Linked DNA regions of Mus musculus: region 1 is linked to region 2. A link is a loop called in an ENCODE intact Hi-C map of the cell type or tissue named here. Cell type or tissue: heart. All regions are shown on one strand.

What was found. Hi-C counts contacts between places; a loop is a spot of excess contacts. Peaks named below come from ENCODE experiments on the same cell type or tissue, not always from the same donor. Only the 100,000 strongest peaks of a DNase experiment are listed, where the experiment ranks them.
Region 1: it touches region 2 in a loop (4-fold over the local background); 19 of 42 quality-filtered maps call a loop at or near these places.

What each region holds. Positions count from the first base shown.
Region 1 is chr8:119,988,323-119,996,322 of GRCm38, forward strand. It overlaps Crispld2 (cysteine-rich secretory protein LCCL domain containing 2), which reads left to right and starts at 4,116. Exons shown (of 15, transcript NM_001310635.1): 1 at 4,116-4,278. In heart, a CTCF peak has its summit at 4,025; DNase peaks (open chromatin) are centred at 4,109 and 6,219; H3K4me3 peaks cover 1,091 bases; H3K27ac peaks cover 321 bases; H3K27me3 peaks cover 4,786 bases.
Region 2 is chr8:120,067,840-120,075,839 of GRCm38, forward strand. No RefSeq gene overlaps it. Among named protein-coding and RNA genes, the nearest start is that of Zdhhc7, 30 kb to the right of the region's middle. In heart, a CTCF peak has its summit at 4,032 (motif pointing left); DNase peaks (open chromatin) are centred at 212, 4,032, 4,622 and 5,192; H3K27ac peaks cover 785 bases; H3K27me3 peaks cover 1,150 bases.

The sequences.
Region 1 (8,000 bases), 80 kb before region 2:
GGGAAGTGGGCCAGCAGCCAGAGAGGGACACAGCAGGAGAGCCCGCAGCTCTGCATGGAAGGATCAGATCGTCAGACCACTGACACCTCCATCTTGCAGCCTGTTGTGGTCCCTCGACCTCTGATTGGTCACTGGAAGGGGACAGTGGGCTCGGGGTGCACTGCATGCCCCTTCAGGTCTGAGCGGAGCATACCTTTTCAGATCTGGCTCCCTAGAGGGACTTTCTCTTTGTCTCAACTTCCCCAGAATCCAACACTCTCCCAGGTCACAAGGACATTCTTGATAGTATTTCCCAGGAAATCTGTGGCTAGTCCCTCTCCTGGGGACAATTACATGGATCTTGGTCCCTTCTCTTCTGGAACCTCTCAGGCATCCACAACGCCCACGTTACCATTATTCAAATACAAAGGCTGTAAGTTTTCTCTCTTCCTTTTCAAAGAAATTACATCCTGAGATTGCAAAAGTCTGGGAAATTTAATTGGAGCTGAACTTCCGAGAGCCCTGTGGCCCTGGCAGCACCTATGTTAATCCTTGATGTGACATGCTCCAGTGATTTCCACGTTAACCATTTAAGGATTTAAGGAATAGGGATGGGGGTGGGGGTGTTGGTTGTGATGGTTACCATTGGAGGGGCCCTTAGCATCACAAAGGTTAGCAACTTTCTTGACAGATGGAAATTCACTCTGACTGGCCCAGGATGACACCAACTAGCACATTAAAGATATCATTTGTCCCATAGGTGCTCCTCAGAGAAGTCAGGTGACTTGAGCTAAGGTACATAGCTGGGGCATGTGCATGAGAAATGAAGCCCAAATCTGTCATGACTCATAGATGGTGCTCATCACTAGGTTGGGTGCTCATTACTAGGTTAGGTGTTCTTCACTAGATTAGGTGCTTATTACTAGGTTAGGTGCTCATTACTAGGTAAGGTGCTCATTACTAGGTTAAGTGTTCATCACTAGATTGGGTGCTCATTACTAGGTTAGGTGCTCATCACTAGGTTAGGTGCTCATTACTAGGTTAGGTGCTTATTACTAGGTTAAGTGTTCATTACTAGATTGGGTGCTCATTACTAGGTTAGGTGCTCATCACTAGGTTAGGTGCTCATTACTAGGTTAGGTGCTTATTACTAGGTTAAGTGTTCATTACTAGATTGGATGCTCATTACTAGGTTAGGTGCTCATCACTAGGTTAGGTGCTCATTACTAGGTTAAGTGTTCATCACTAGGTTGGGTGCTCATTACTAGGTTAGGTGCTCATCACTAGGTTAGGTGCTCATCACTAGGTTAAGTGTTCATCACTAGGTTGGGTGCTCATCACTAGGTTAGGTGCTCATCACTAGGTTAGGTGCTCATTACTAGGTTAGGTGCTCATCATTAGGTTAGGTTCTCAGCCCCTAGGAACAACACCTTGTTTTTTATGGAGCGGCTGTATGGTATCTGGTCATCTGTGGACTTTTTTTTTCTTTTTTTTAAGACTGCAAATTTCTTCATTTCCACTAGCATAGGTCTGTGCTTTGTGCCCATCTCCTCGAAGCCGATTAGCCTCTGTAGTTTTAGCAAAAGAGTGAGGCATGTCTCCAACACCAGGCCATCAAAGGCCCTCCCAAGGCACCTGGCTCTGGAGGAAGCTTGCTTTAGGGACAGCTAGGCACCACGTGTCTGACCACCTGACACTGTCCACTGGAAAGGCTGGAGCCACTACGGCCAGCAACCCAGCTGGTATCCCTCCCACAGCCAATATCAAACACTACTCTCAGTGTCTAGCTCCAGTCAACAGCTAACTACAGCCAATGAAGGGCCCTAAGGAAGAAACTAACTGCACTAACCACACCTTTCCAGTGTCCCCTATCTAGTACATTATAGGCCTAACAAAAACAATGGGGGCTGTTAAAGATGTCTTGTGTGTGTGCGTGTGTGTATCATAATCATATTGGGTATCAAAATAGGTATATATGAATACACACATATATCATTAGCACTAAATAACCATTATACAACTGGAACATCTCCCTCCAACCCACTATAATATAGGATAATTTGTTACACAGCAGTACTAGCCATGACATTCTACTTTAGAAATTTGTTTAGCCTCCCCGATATATCAACAAGAAATGAAATAGCTCTGAAGTATCCAATGTGTTCATCTTGTATAAATACAAACTCTCTAATCAGCTTACCACATGACTTAGAGGCCAAGCTGATAGGCTGTCCTGGTCCATTTGGGCTGATGGGTCAAGACGGCACTGGGTGACAGGATATACACAGGGGAGCTTGGGCAGTGAGACTGTCAAAGGTAGTGTCTCAGCTCACAGATGGGGATCTCACAACATCCCAACTTGCTCTCCCCACCCCCACCGTATCTTCCCTAGGTAATTAGATCTCAATGTAGCAATCTTGGCAAGATACATTAAAATATAGTAGGGGCTCCGGCACAGGCTGCCTGGGTTGGGATCCCAGTCTCACCAATGGACAACCAGGAGATCCTGGACAAGTGCCTTCACCTGCTTGTACCCAATGTCCCCATCTGTAACCAGAGGCCCCTTTCCATTGGGCCGTGAGAGGCTGACCAGAAGATGCCCTTGAAGTTCCCCCGCATAGCTCCTGATACTCTTCTGGTGAAGGAGAAATGGGGTAGGTTAGACGAGAAGGCCACACAGGGGAGGGAAAGGGGAAACTGAGGAAGAGTAGGAAGAAGAGCTGGAGGTTCTGGGATGGCCAGACTGAGGGAGACTTGGCATGTTGGTTTGACCTGATGATGATAGGCATGTAGAATGCTTCGGTGGGGAGGGGTGTCTAAGAGTCCCACGGAGCCATCAAGGAGCTTTGCAAGGTTGTCATGAAAAGCGTCAGCAGGGCGGTGTGGTGGGGCCACTCAGAGCCTGGGACTTCTATTACTGACAAGCCACTCCTGCCCAAATGCTGGGTCCCAGAAAAGCCCTGTTCCTCATCACTTCCCGTTCCTGGGTGGGTAACAGGACCCAGTTTATCCTGTTTTGCATTCAAGGCTTAATGGTCACGGACACTGGCAACAGAGTGGGCACGTGCACTTTGGAGACCTGTGACTCAGAGATGCGTGCAGGAATCTCTGTGTTGGTCAGTCCCTTCACTGAGGAGAATAGGGATGCTGGCGTCTGAGGGTGGTCAGGCCAGATCGTCAGCACCAGAGAATGGCACATGGAGCACAGGGCCCACCCTCACTGGCCTTGTCCTGGGTCACCCCCAGGGCTGCTAATCAGCCCTGTTAATCAGCACTGACTCCTCTGGTACTTGGAAGACAGCTTAGGGTGTAGCAAGTGAGTGCAGGTCGCTTGATGATGGATGCTTCCAAAACTGAGCATTAAGGACGGGATTTAAAATGAAAAATATTAACATATCTGAATCTTTATCTGCGCAGTGCTGCGTCAAGGACTTGGGTAAAGATCTCTGGTTGTAATCCAGGTTCCCCAACATGTCACGAGGAACCCCAGCGGGCTCGGCTGTACCTGCTCCTGGTAGTATTTGTGGAGGTGTTAGTGGGAGGTGCCTCTTTGGATGGGTGGTCTTCTCCAGTCCCACTTTAAGTGACTGAGAGTGTTCTGGGGGATCTCTTAGCTCTTCCCGCTCATTCCCTCACTTGCCCTTAAGGGTTTGGGTGTCAACCTTTACCTAAAGTAATTTCCCGGATTCTAACCTCGGGTTATTTGCTCCAGGTAGACGCCAAATGCCCTGGGGCACGTGGTACTAAGCTTACTGGAACCTCACCCTGGGGTTCTTGAGGAGGCGGGATAATCTCTCCACAGAAGTGGGACATAGCCTCCTCCCTAAATTGCTGGGAACCCCCGAGATCCTCCTAGTTTGGGAATAGGTCGTGGCGGATAAATGCGCACACCCCGGCTCAGCACGTGCTTCCCGGTGGTCTTTTGTCCTGTCCTTCACTTGAGTAGTAGAACCGGGTGGGGTCCACAGGCCACGGACTGTCTGGGGGTGCCCAGCCTGCCGCACGCAGAAAGAGCTCAATGAAAACTACTTTTATGGTCACGGCTAGGGGCCGCGCGCTCCTTGCGCATCGTGGTCCTCAGTGCCTCCACCCTCCCGAAAACAGGAGGCGGGGCCGGCGCCTCGCAGCCCAATCAGCGCTGCCTGTGGACTTGGGGGGCGTGGCTCAGGATGCTCTAAGAAGCTACTAGGGGCCGCGCTCAAGTCCTGGACCCACTCAGAGCGCCCAGCATCCGCAAGGTTCCAGATCTGCAACTTGCTTGCCCAGCGCTCCCCAGGTTGAGGCCAGAGTTCCGCACAGGTGAGAGGGACTCGGTCCCGCTGTTCTTTTGTCTGTAGGAGAACAGGTCTTGTCGCGTAGCCTACGCTGTTCTCGAACTCTTAGCCACCTCACTGCTTCGGCTGCAATGTCTCCTCTTTCTGTCCTTTTTCGACTCTCTTGCCCTGACTAAGGCAGACGCGGTGCTTCAGGGCTGTTCAGGGCTGTGTGCCGCCGTTCTGCAGAGCCCTTACCTGCAAGATCCTTTTCAGATGAAGAAATTGAGGCTCAACTACGAAGCTTTTTGCCCGGGACTGACTCGCGGTTAGGAAGCCGTTGGAGCTGGGATCCCTAGCCTGGCTGCACGAAGCTGCTTCGCGCTTCACTGAGGCGCGCTCTTTTGCCCACCCAAGGCAATTTGCCACCATTTGGGGCGGTAGTGTGTTGTCAGTGGGCGTCGATAACTGGCTCGATGATGGCTTGGTTGCGTTAGAGGGGTCTTTCACTCTGTGAGGGTAAGGTTCAGGTGATCACAGGGGCAGGTAAGTGCCTTTGGTTCCAAATGACAGAGCCACACCCCTTTTCCATTGGCAACAGGCTTGTGGTGAGGGGGTCTCCTAACCCTATTTCAGATAAAATATGGAGGGTCAGAGAGGTAAAGTGAGCTGGACTACAGCAGAGACAGGTCTGGAAGCCACCTCCGACTGCCTCCAAGGCTTCCCAGGGACGTGTCCAGGTGTAGCACAGTCTGGACTCTGGCCCATAGGAATCCTTCTGTCTCAGTTTCCTGAGTTGTCGGGATTATAGCAACTCTTCTAGAGACTGTTTTAGGGAACACATGACAGGGTCTTTTCCTAAAGTGGGCATCTTGAATTAAGTCCTCCTGTCAGGAGTATTGGCCCCAGATGAGGAAAGCCAAGATCAGCTCCTTTGGGGTATAGACTTGGTGCCAGATGCCTGTTGCTGCAGTGCAATTTGAACTGGCCCTCTTTCCAGGGAAAGGTGAGTTGCTACGGTGACTAAGCCCGTGTGAGAGGCTGTCTGGATGCCTGGCTTTCCTGGAGCCAAGAGCGGGGCTGGAAATGTCCACTGTTAGACCTGGGCTCCTTGCCCTGAGGAAGTAGGGTAGTCCTGCCTTCTCCAGATGATCTTACACTCCGCACATCAGGTCTGGAGTCTGACAGCCCTGCAGAACAAGGCTGGACCACGCTGCTTGCCACAAAGGAACTGAGGGATGTACAGCATCACTTGGCATCCTCTATCTGCCACCGTCCTCACCTCACCTCCAGGAGGAATAGCAGGTGTGGCGCTACAGTGCCTGACTTGGGAGCGGTGGCTGGGGACCTGGGTCAGTGGCTCAGAGTCTTGAATCTGGGCTGGAAGTGGAGAGTGACTTGTGATTATACCCCCATAGGTGGGCCTGGCTCTGGACTCTAACACCCACGGCTTGTAGGTCCTGCCTTTTAAAAGACAGCTATATATCCACTACTGCCTCTGTCTTCAACCTGACCTTCACAGAGGGGGCTTTATCTAAGGGGTCCTGGACAAACATCTGGACGAGGCTCCTAGAGAGAAGTGAAGACGGAGGTGTTGATTCTTACATAGTGACAGTTATAGTAAGGCTGGCACCTGACACTTCTCTGGAACATCTGTGGCCAGCTATGGCCAGGGCTGGCCCTAGCCATCTCTTGACTGCCCTGTGAGCCGGCATGCTCCACCCACTGATGCATGAAGTGCACACGTGTGCAGAACACGAAACAGCTGGGCCCCTGGCTGAGCTCCACTGTAGGTTCAGAGGAAGGTGCTGTACCAGATGACAAATGTGACCAGCACAGCAGAGTGTACCACAAGGCTTGTTTCATGACCTAAGGGTGCTTTTAGCATCTCCAGGAGCCTGGCCCCAGATGGGGTTGGTGGGGGCGCGGTGTAGGGCCAGAAGGGGGTTGTACTGACAGGGCTCTTCACCAGGACTCGGTCCGTTGGTACACTGAAAGTCTGCCTGGTGACCTGGGTCAGTGAGGCTCCCAGAGCCTGGCTGCTGTGCTGCAGATGGGTGGGGTTGGTCTGCAGGGGGAGGACCTGAATGGGGGAAGAGGATCAGGAGGCCCTTCACAGCCGCCCCCCTACATACACACATGGCATCCGTCTTGTATGAACTCCACTGGAGTGTCTGCAGGCAGGACCCTGGTGCTGACCTTGGCCTTGTGGGAACTGGCTCGAGGCTCTTCTCCGTCACCAGTGTAATTTGTGAGTAGGGGAGGTGCCTCTGTGTCTGCTACTCTGGGAACTAGAAGCTTAAAAAAGATTAAAAAAAAAAAACTCACTGCGTTTGATGAGTCCCAGATGTGCAGAGCCCACGTCAGTCAAGGGGTTGATAACTGGATGGCTCTTCAGGATGGGAAACCTCGGTATGGCCAGAGTGCCATCATTTCATTCCATGGAGAGGTCCTTCAGCTTATGATGTCCCCACCTGAGCACCCTGCAAGCAACAGAGCAGACAAGAGCAGCCACATGAGGGGGTCCTGAGTCCAGGGCATTCAGTCATGTTTTTGTTTTGTCTTTTCTTGAAAAAGTAGAAAACACATACACACAAATATCATTTTTATCTTTCAATTTAAAAAATCGATATTTATTGAGTGTGTGCGTGCGTACGCATGCATCCATGTATGTGGGCATTGGCATGCACGTGTGTGGGCATGCACATGCCATGGGGCATGTGTGGAAGTCAGAGGGCAGCTCATGGAATACATCTCCATCTGTGCTTGTGGATCTTAGGAAGTGGTTGACTTCAGCTTCTCAGGCTTGGTGGCAAGTGCCTCTCCCCACTGCATCATTCCGATGCCCCCCCCCCAATGCACTACTTTAAAAATATTTATTTAGTCGTTTTATGTGCCTGTGTTCATCTGTATGTGGGTCCGTCCATAGGATTGTCCTGCCTGAGGAGGATGGAGAGGTGTTAGAACCCACCCTGGAACTGGAGTTACTAGTGGTTTGTGAATCCCCACCACCACCCCATGAAGATACTGGGAATCAAACTTAGGTCCTCTGCAAGAGCAGCAAGTGTTCTTTCTTAACTGCTTGCTGAGACATCTCCTCAGCCCTCCTCACAGTCAGTTGTCCATGCACAACTGAGGGGCATTGAGTATGTCGGCGGTGTTGTATGGCTAACGCAACCATCTAGTTCCAGAACACTGGCATCCTGTGTGCATGGACAGTTGTGCCCCAGGCTACTCCAGCAATTGCTCATCTCAGGTGACTCTGGACATCTCCCACAGATAGAATCCTACAGCATGTGGTCTTTGTGCCTGGGATCTTTTTGCAAGATCCATGCATTCGGTAGCCCATATCTGAATATTTTTACTGCCTTTTTTTCTCTCTCTCTCTCTCTTGAGACAGGGTCCCACAATGTAGCCTTTGCTGGCCTGGAACTTGCTCTGTAAACCAGCCCGGTCTCAAACTCAGACCGCCTGCCTCTGCTTCCCAGAGTTCTGGGGTTAAAGCTATGCACCAGCGTACCTGGCTTTAGTGTTTTGTTTTGTTTGTTTGTTTTAGTTTTAGTTTGCAAAGTGGTGGTTTTGTCACAGCATCTTCTTTCTTGTCTTGAGACAGAGCCTCACTGTGTCACCATGGCTGGCTTGGGAACTCACAATGTAGCCCGTGCTGGCTTCTGTCCTCTTATTCCTTGGATTATAGTTGTATCACTACCACTGTGACTGGCTCTTTTTTTTTTTTTTTTTTTTTTTTCTTGTGCTGAGGATGAAACA
Region 2 (8,000 bases):
AGCCCTGTTCTCCTGTGGTTCTATTTGGGTCAGGCTATGTGTAGCCCAGGGTCACTGGCTGGAGACCTGGGCCTCTCTCCAAGTACTGTGTCTTCTTCACCGAGCGGATTTAAGTTCCACTCGGGAAGACATTGTCCAGCCTGGAACAACCCCGATCAACTTCCTGCCTGCTGCTCACTCAGCTGTGGCCTGGATCCAACGTCATCCCACACATCTGTCTAAATGAGGTCCTGGCCCCACTGGCTCATTTTAGCTGCCTTTGGCCCCTTGTGATCTGTAAGCAATCCACCACCTGCCACTCTGCTCGTTAACAAGAGGCAAGCAGGAGGCCAGGCTGCAGTCCAGAGGCTGGGAGGGACCTTCCGGCACTGTTGAGCTTGGGCACAGGCTTCTCTGTCTCCAATTCCTCCTCACCCACCTGACCAGAAAGGCATGAGGCTAATGCGATGCTGCGATGGCCCCGAGCCCACCTGTGCACCCCAGGGCCTCTGTGCCAGGCGGGGGTGTGGAACTGTGCCATCTCCTTCATCTGTAGCACATCTCGCAGGCCAGACTTATGCTCCCGTGACATTTACCAAGGGGAAGCTGATGCCACAGAGTCATCCTGTGCGGTGCTGACAGAGGCAGCCGGGTGTTTTCCTCTCCCTTGTCAGGGTGAACTTACGAAGGTGCTTGTCTTTCTTTTTCTTCTTTCTCAGGCCTCATACTGGGACTGCAGAGCTCACACGTGCCACACACCAGGGAGCCCACCCTTGGTGTAATTGCTTTCCTCTAAAGCATCCGGAGTGAGTAGCACACTCACGGTGGAAGTCAAAAGCCACAGAGATATCCACAGGTGCCCAGCACCTGTGATGCAACTGCTAGACACTGTTGTCAGCTATGGGGGGATCAGGGCAAAGTCCCAGTGAATGCCTTGGTTTCAGAGACCAAACTGAGACAGCTTGAAGCCAGTCATGATGAGAGGGGAGTGCTGAGGTGGGGATGCTGAAGTGGGGGTGCTGAAGTAGGGGTGCTGGGGGATACTGAGGGGGATACTGAGGTGGGGTGCTGAGGTGGGGGTTCTGGGGTGGGGATGCTGAGGCGGGGTACTGAGGCAGGGTGCTGAGGTGGGGGTCCTGGGGTGGGGATGCTGAGGTGGGGGTTCTGGGGTGGGAATGCTGAGGCGGGGTACTGAGGCAGGGTGCTGAGGTGGGGGTTCTGGGGTGGGGATGCTGAGGCAGGGTGCTGAGGTGGGGTACTGAGGGGGGTGCTGAGGCGAGATGCTGAGGCGGGGTGCTGAGGTGGGGTTTCTGGGGTGGGGATGCTGAGGTGGGGGTCCTGGGGTGAGGATGCTGAGGTGGGGGTTCTGGGGTGGGGATGCTGAGGTTGGGTGCTGAGGTGGGGTTTCTGGGGTGGGGATGCTGAGGTGGGGGTGCTGAGGTGGGGATGCTGAGGTTGGGTGCTGAGGTGGGGTACTGAGGGGGGTGCTGAGGTGGGGTTTCTGGGGTGGAAATGCTGAGGTGGGGGTGCTAAGATGGGGATGCTGAGGTGGGGTGCTGAGGTGGGGTGCTGAGGTGGGGTTTCTGGGGTGGGGATGCTGAGGTGGGGGTGCTGAGGTGGGGTATTGAGGGGGGTGCTGAGGCGAGATGCTGAGGTGGGGTTCCTGGGGTGGCGATGCTGAGGCTGGGGTGCTGAGGCGGGGTACTGAGGGGGGGTGCTGAGGCGAGATGCTGAGGCGGGATGCTGAGGTGGGGTTTCTGGGGTGGGGATGCTGAGGTGGGGTGCTAAGATGGGGATGCTGAGGTGGGGTGCTGAGGTGGGGGTTCTGGGGTAGGGATGCTGAGGTGGGGATACTGAGGCTGGGGTGTTGATGTGTAGATGCTGAGATGGAGATTGTTGGATAGAGAAATCTGAGTGACTCAGTGCTACTGAAGTCAGTGCAGACCAAGTTCGGTCTTCAACCGGATTCTTATCCCATCATCCTCCATAAAGGAAGAGCAGACAGTGAAGGGTACAAATGGCAAGCACTTTGATTGTCAGTTCAACCAGACTGGCCATTTTGAATTTAAATAAAACTGTACTGGCTAGTTTTGTGTCAACTTGGCACAGCTGGAGTTATCACAGAGAAAGGAGCTTCAGTTGAGGAGATGCCTCCATGAGATCCAGCTGTAAGGCATTTTCTCAACTAGTGATCAAGGGGGAAAGGCCCCTTGTGGGTGGGACCATCTCTGGGCTGGTAGTCTTGGTTCTATAAGAGAGCAGGCTGAGCAAGCCAGGTGAGGCAAGCCAGTAAAGAACATCCCTCCATGGCCTCTGCATCAGCTCCTGCTTCCTGACCTGCTTGAGTTCCAGTCTTGACTTCCTTTGGTGATGAACAGCAGTATGGAAGTGTAAGCCGAATAAACCCTTTCCTCCCCAACTTGCTTCTTGGTCATGATGTTTGTGCAGGAATAGAAACCCTGACTAAGACAAAAACCATGTGAACTCTCAGTGGGATGCTAGCTAAGAGCGGTTCCTGGCTGCCTTGCTTACAAGTGCTGTATCTTGGGCAGGTGCAACATCCAAGGTCCATAGGACAACAAACAAAACCAACCCCTCCAGAAACACACACACACAAAAGAAAAGAAAAAAGAAAAGAAAAGAAAAGAAAAGAAGAGAAAAAGGCTGGTGGAAGGCAACAATGGCTACCTTGTAAAACTAGATCTGCCCGCTCACTGGGAGGCATGCAAGTACGGCAAGCTTCTTAGCCTCAGTTTTAAAAAAGAAAAGAAAAGGTTCTTAAGTTTGGTGCATGCTGTCCTGTACACCCAGCACAGCTTTCCCTCTGTCCTGTATACCCAGCACAACTTTCCCTCTGTCCCGCATACCCAGCACAGATTTCCCTCTGTCCTGTATACCCAGCACAACTTTCCCTCTGTCCCGCATACCCAGCACAGCTTTCCCTCTGTCCTGTACATCCAGCACAGCGTTCCCCAGCCTCTCACCTCACTGTCCATCTCCTGACTTCCCTGGCCATCTTCAAATGCCACCGAGGCCCCTAACAGAGGAGGTACATACCCATTGCCCTTCCTCCATTGCCTCAGTTAAGCCCCTGCTTCTTGTGTCTCCAGGAAAATAGTGTGCATGAGAGGTCATCTCCAAACCCTTCAATCACCCATTTGTATTTGTTAATTTATTACATTTTTTATATTAAATGATCAATTGATGTAATAAAGTTATTAGTTCTTAGATGAATAAAAATGTTTTCTATAAGTCAGTATCATCTTGCACAGATGGAAACACACACTGGCAGTCTGGCACTTGGGAGGTAGAGGCAGGAGGAACAGGACTTCAAGGCCAGCCTCAGCTACATGAGGGCTACAAGAGACTGTCTCAAAATAACAAAACAGAAAAAAAACCAATAGATCAAAATTATCTTCTTAATGAGTATCTAATAGTGGCTTCCCAGACACTGTGTCAAGCATGGTAGGAACACAAACCTGTACAGTGACTGGCAGGCTCTGTCCCCTTGACCTCTGTGGGCCCAACATGAGCTTGGTGTTATAGCAGCTCCAGCTGTCCTTAGACCATGATACCAAGCAGCCTTCCTCAGCCCAGGATCCTGGGCCCCATACCTCACTATTCCTGCCTCAGGCAGAAAGTGGGGTGTCACCTGGAAACACCCCCAAACTTGCCCACTCTCTGTGGCTGAGACAGTAAGTATCTGTAGGTCCTGTGTTCTTCTCCAGGTTGAGGACAGGCCAGGAGAGGACATGACACCCACCCATGTGACTTCACTGGGGGTGTTTTGAGAGACTCCATCTGGGCTGATCTTCAAAGTAAAACCTAAAGGAAACCTGGTGCCCCGTGGGCAAGCAGACACTGTACATAAGAGCCCCATGCCTGCTGAAAGCCAGTGTTGCTACCACACAGAACACGGAGGTAGCTGAGGAGAAAAGACTCTAGGTTAGCATTTCTAAATTTCTACTCCTTCCCCCCAACTTCCCAACCCCAAGCTAGGGAAGGCTTCTCCAAGGGCTGGGACAATGTAGTTTTGAACCCCGCCCTCTGGTGGCTGTATGTGGTAGTGCACCCTCAACGCTGGCTGTATTGGGCCATAGGAAGGCTGCCTGCATGGGGACTGACTGGCCTTCACCACTATGATACTGTCACAGAGATGCTGTCACAGGGATGGCAGGTGAGCAAGGCTCACAGAGGCAGCCTCTGCACAAAGGCAACACCTGCACCTTACCTGCAGAGAGAACTGAGAGAACTGCGCCAATCTACTCTCCGGGCAGCCTGTACTCCTCAGCTGCCCTGAGCATTCCCAGACAGACAGAAGGCCTGGCTGCTCTGCCCTCTGAAGTTGAGCAAGGGATGAGTGGAATGTAATTACCTTCCCAAGCCGTTCTGGAGAGGTTATGAGCCTCGGACTTTAGACACATGTGTATGGTTTATGTCCAGACAGACAAATGAAGAAGCGGTTGAGCTCTCCACCTAACAGGAGGGCAACCTGCCTCTTAGCCACCCCAGGCCCTGCTGACCCTCCCTCTTATAGGCAGGCCTGGCTCTGTCTGAAGTCGCAAATGCTTATCGCTGCTTGAGAGAGGGAGGCATTAGTCACGCTTTGGCATGTCCTCAAAGCCCGGCTTCAAGCAAAAGATCTCTATCTGCCGCTCTGCTGCCCCAGAGACCTGGAACTGGAACCAGTCCGACCTTCTGTAAAGCTAGGCAGGCGGGCTTGGATATAGATCCAAGACCTAGTTCCTTTGATGCCAGGACCTGGTCTACTTCCCCTCCTACCCTCAGTGTCCTCTGTGGTGAAGGTTTAAGAGACTCCACGACTTCCCCTGCATCCCTCCTAGGAGTACCAAAGGGATACACATCCGTCCTCGTGCACAAGGGAGTCAGACAGACATGCTGGTACTGGATAGGGGGACAAATGGGTTGCTACCACACTGCACTCTCAAGAACAGATGTGCTGGGGGCTGTAGCCAGGACAGGGTGACAGGCTAGGCTCTTTCCCAAGCTGACCCCGACGGTCCTAAACCAGGGTCAAGTCACCCCACCCAGCCAGCAGGATACCCAAGGGCCTCTGGGTTTGACAGAAGAAAACAACCCAGAAAAAGGAACCTATAAGAGCCATGCTGGTGGGCAGCGGAAGGCCTAGGGCTGCCTGGAGTTGAGGAGAGGGAGAGGGCGGGGCCTGTGGAAATTTCCCTGGACTGTGCACTGGGAAGTAGGGGTTTGGCAGGCCTGCCTGTTTCCTCGGCCGCACAAGGTTTCACTGGATAGAATCAGAAACAGCAGGAAGGTGGAAATGGCTGGGAACACTGGCTTTGGTGAGAGCCTCTGCTTCTAGAAGAAATGCCAAAGGCCAGCAGGCTTCCATTCTGTTTACCTGCGGTTGGCAGAGAACGGCAGACCCCAGAAGTTCTGACCCTAACTCCTCAAACCTGGGCTCTCAGAACCAACTAGCCAAGGGACCTTCACACATGTGATGAGGGGGTGGGAGGGGGGAGCAGCCCAGGCTGCCAGGTGGGTTTCATAAAACGCCCAAGGCCTTCCTGTGGGAGAGCCTCTTCACCAGCCGTGGTCAGAGGGTATGGGACGAAGAACGGCAGAGAGGAAGGAGGTAGCTTGCTCGATGGTGGAGGCAGGCAAGACTCAAGGGCCCAGGAATATAGGTAGTGTGTACGCTGGGGCAGGGAAGCACAGGGCTTCCAGCAGAAATGGGCCCTACCCATACCCAGGAAGTCAGCCCTGGGGTGATGTGCTGGACCCTGAGTCTGAGCACTGGTGGTTACATGGTCATGGGCTTTCCCTACATTGATGACAGCAAACTCAACCACAGCTCCCTGGTGCCGGTCCTGCGATGCCGGCCTCACCCTTGAGAACACCAAGTCTCTGGGAGATGGGCTGATCCATCTAGCAAGCTTGAGGAGGTGGGAACCCTGAGCCACTGAACCCCACTGCTCTGAGAAAAAGGGGGTTCACTGCCCTGCTAGGACAGAAGTGGGTAAGTGCTGACCTGGAGCATTCGGTCAAGGCGCCTCTGTCCTGTCCTCTTGTCCGTCCCAAGCCTCACCTGAGCCTTGGAATGAGGAGGGCTGTGGGTTAATGGCAGCTTTCTGTCACTGTGACAAAATGCCCAAGGAAAACAGTCCACAGGAAAAAAGGCTTATTTGGCCAGGAATGAGGGTCAGGGTGCCTTTAATTCTAGGGCTTGGGGAGTATTTGGTGGCTCTCTGAGTATGAGGTCAGTTTGGTCTACACAGTGAGTTCCAGACCATGGAGGGATACCTGACGAGACCCTGTCTGAAAATACATAAGTACAACTGATTTGGGCTCCTGCTTCAGAGGGTTGGCCCAGCAGCAGCTTGGGCAGAGTGTGAGAGAGTTGAGCACCAGGCCTCGTGGCAGCTCAGGACACACGTGGAAAGGCTGGACACAACGGCACCCCTTCCAACTAAGACCCACTTAAAGGTCATGGGATCAGATTATAGGCACTTCCCTGGAGCCCCAGTCTGAAGGCTGCAGTGAAGACCAAGCCTGAAGCGTAGCAGCCTACGGCAGGCATTCCTCGGGCACTGACGGTGGAACTGAGTGTCTTCTCCAGGGGATGACAATGTTTTGTGCTGTCATTTCATCTTTATCTTATGTTTGGATTTTCAAGGCAGGGTTTCTCTGCGCAGCCCTGGCTGTCCTGAAACTCACTCTGTAGACCAGGCTGGACGAGAACTCAGAGATCCATCTACCTCTGTCTCCCGAGTGCTGGGATTGAAGGTGTATGCCACCACCGATGGTGGTCATTTTTTTTTTCCCTTAAAACTTATTTTTATGTGCATGAGAGTTTTCTTGGCACACGTGCCTGGTGCCTGCAGAGACCAGAAGAGGGTGCTGGATTCCCTGGAACTGAAGTGAGCCTCCACGTGGGTGCTGGAAATTGAACTTTGGCCTTCGAGAAAAGCATCTAAGAGAGATGGCTCTTAGCTGATGAGCCATCTCTCTAGCCCCTGCTCCCTAGGTTATCACTTTAAAATGGCTGCTCTTATACCATGTGAACTTCACTCCAGTTATTTAAAAAAACAAACATGCTGAGACCTCCTGTCCTGGGAGATTCTGTCTAGGGACAACAGGACAGGGAAGCTATGATCTAGATCCCTCAATTGCAGATCTTAGTGACCAAGGGGAGGTACTAACACTTTGGGGGCAGATCAGGGTCTCGATCACCATTGTCCAGCCTGAGCCAGAGGTGACTGGGGTCACATGGGGACTGCCACGCCTCGTTCCTCGGCTGTGTGAGGATGGGGAGGAAGGTAGAAATGGAAAAGTACCTCTGCTCCCGAGGAGGAACCGGGCAGGGCTGTGGTTTGAGATCTACAGGGCCTTTGCCAGAGTGAGATGCTCTCTGGGAGACCATAAACATCAGCTCTGCTGGCATGTGTTGTAAGGGGATTCGGTTTTGTTTAGTTGGTGAAATTCTGATTTACTTTTTAAAAACCCACAAAACCCCTTGACAGATCCATCTTAAATGAGGACACCAGGCTACCCAGGAAAGCTGAGTTCACAAAGGCTGAGCTGGACCTCAGGTATGGGCTGTAGAAAACCCCTCAGCCATCACTGGTTCTGGTTTCTTGAGAGTCGGCTGTGTGCCGGGGGCAGGAGGGGATCCCCTTAATTGTGTGTGCCTTCTTGTTTCTGACCTCCAAGCCCTGCCAGGACAGGAGCTCCCTTGTGTCATTTTACAAAGGAAGGCATTTTTGGCACAGAGAAGCAGAGGCGCTTACTCTGAATCACACGGCCAGGGAGTGGCAGATAGGCAAGCAGGTTTGTTCATTTCAGGCTGCAGAGATCTGCTGCCTTGCACCCAGGAACTGCTGGAGCCATTGTTTCTGACCAAACGCGGCTCCTGAAACACAGATCCCAGCCCAGGAGGTCAGGGTGGCCTTTCACGCCTGGCAGAGCCTGTGCTGCCAACCTAGGGGTCCCAGGGGGAGAAAAATGGAGAAATGCATCCTAGAAGGGAGAAACAGTGAGCT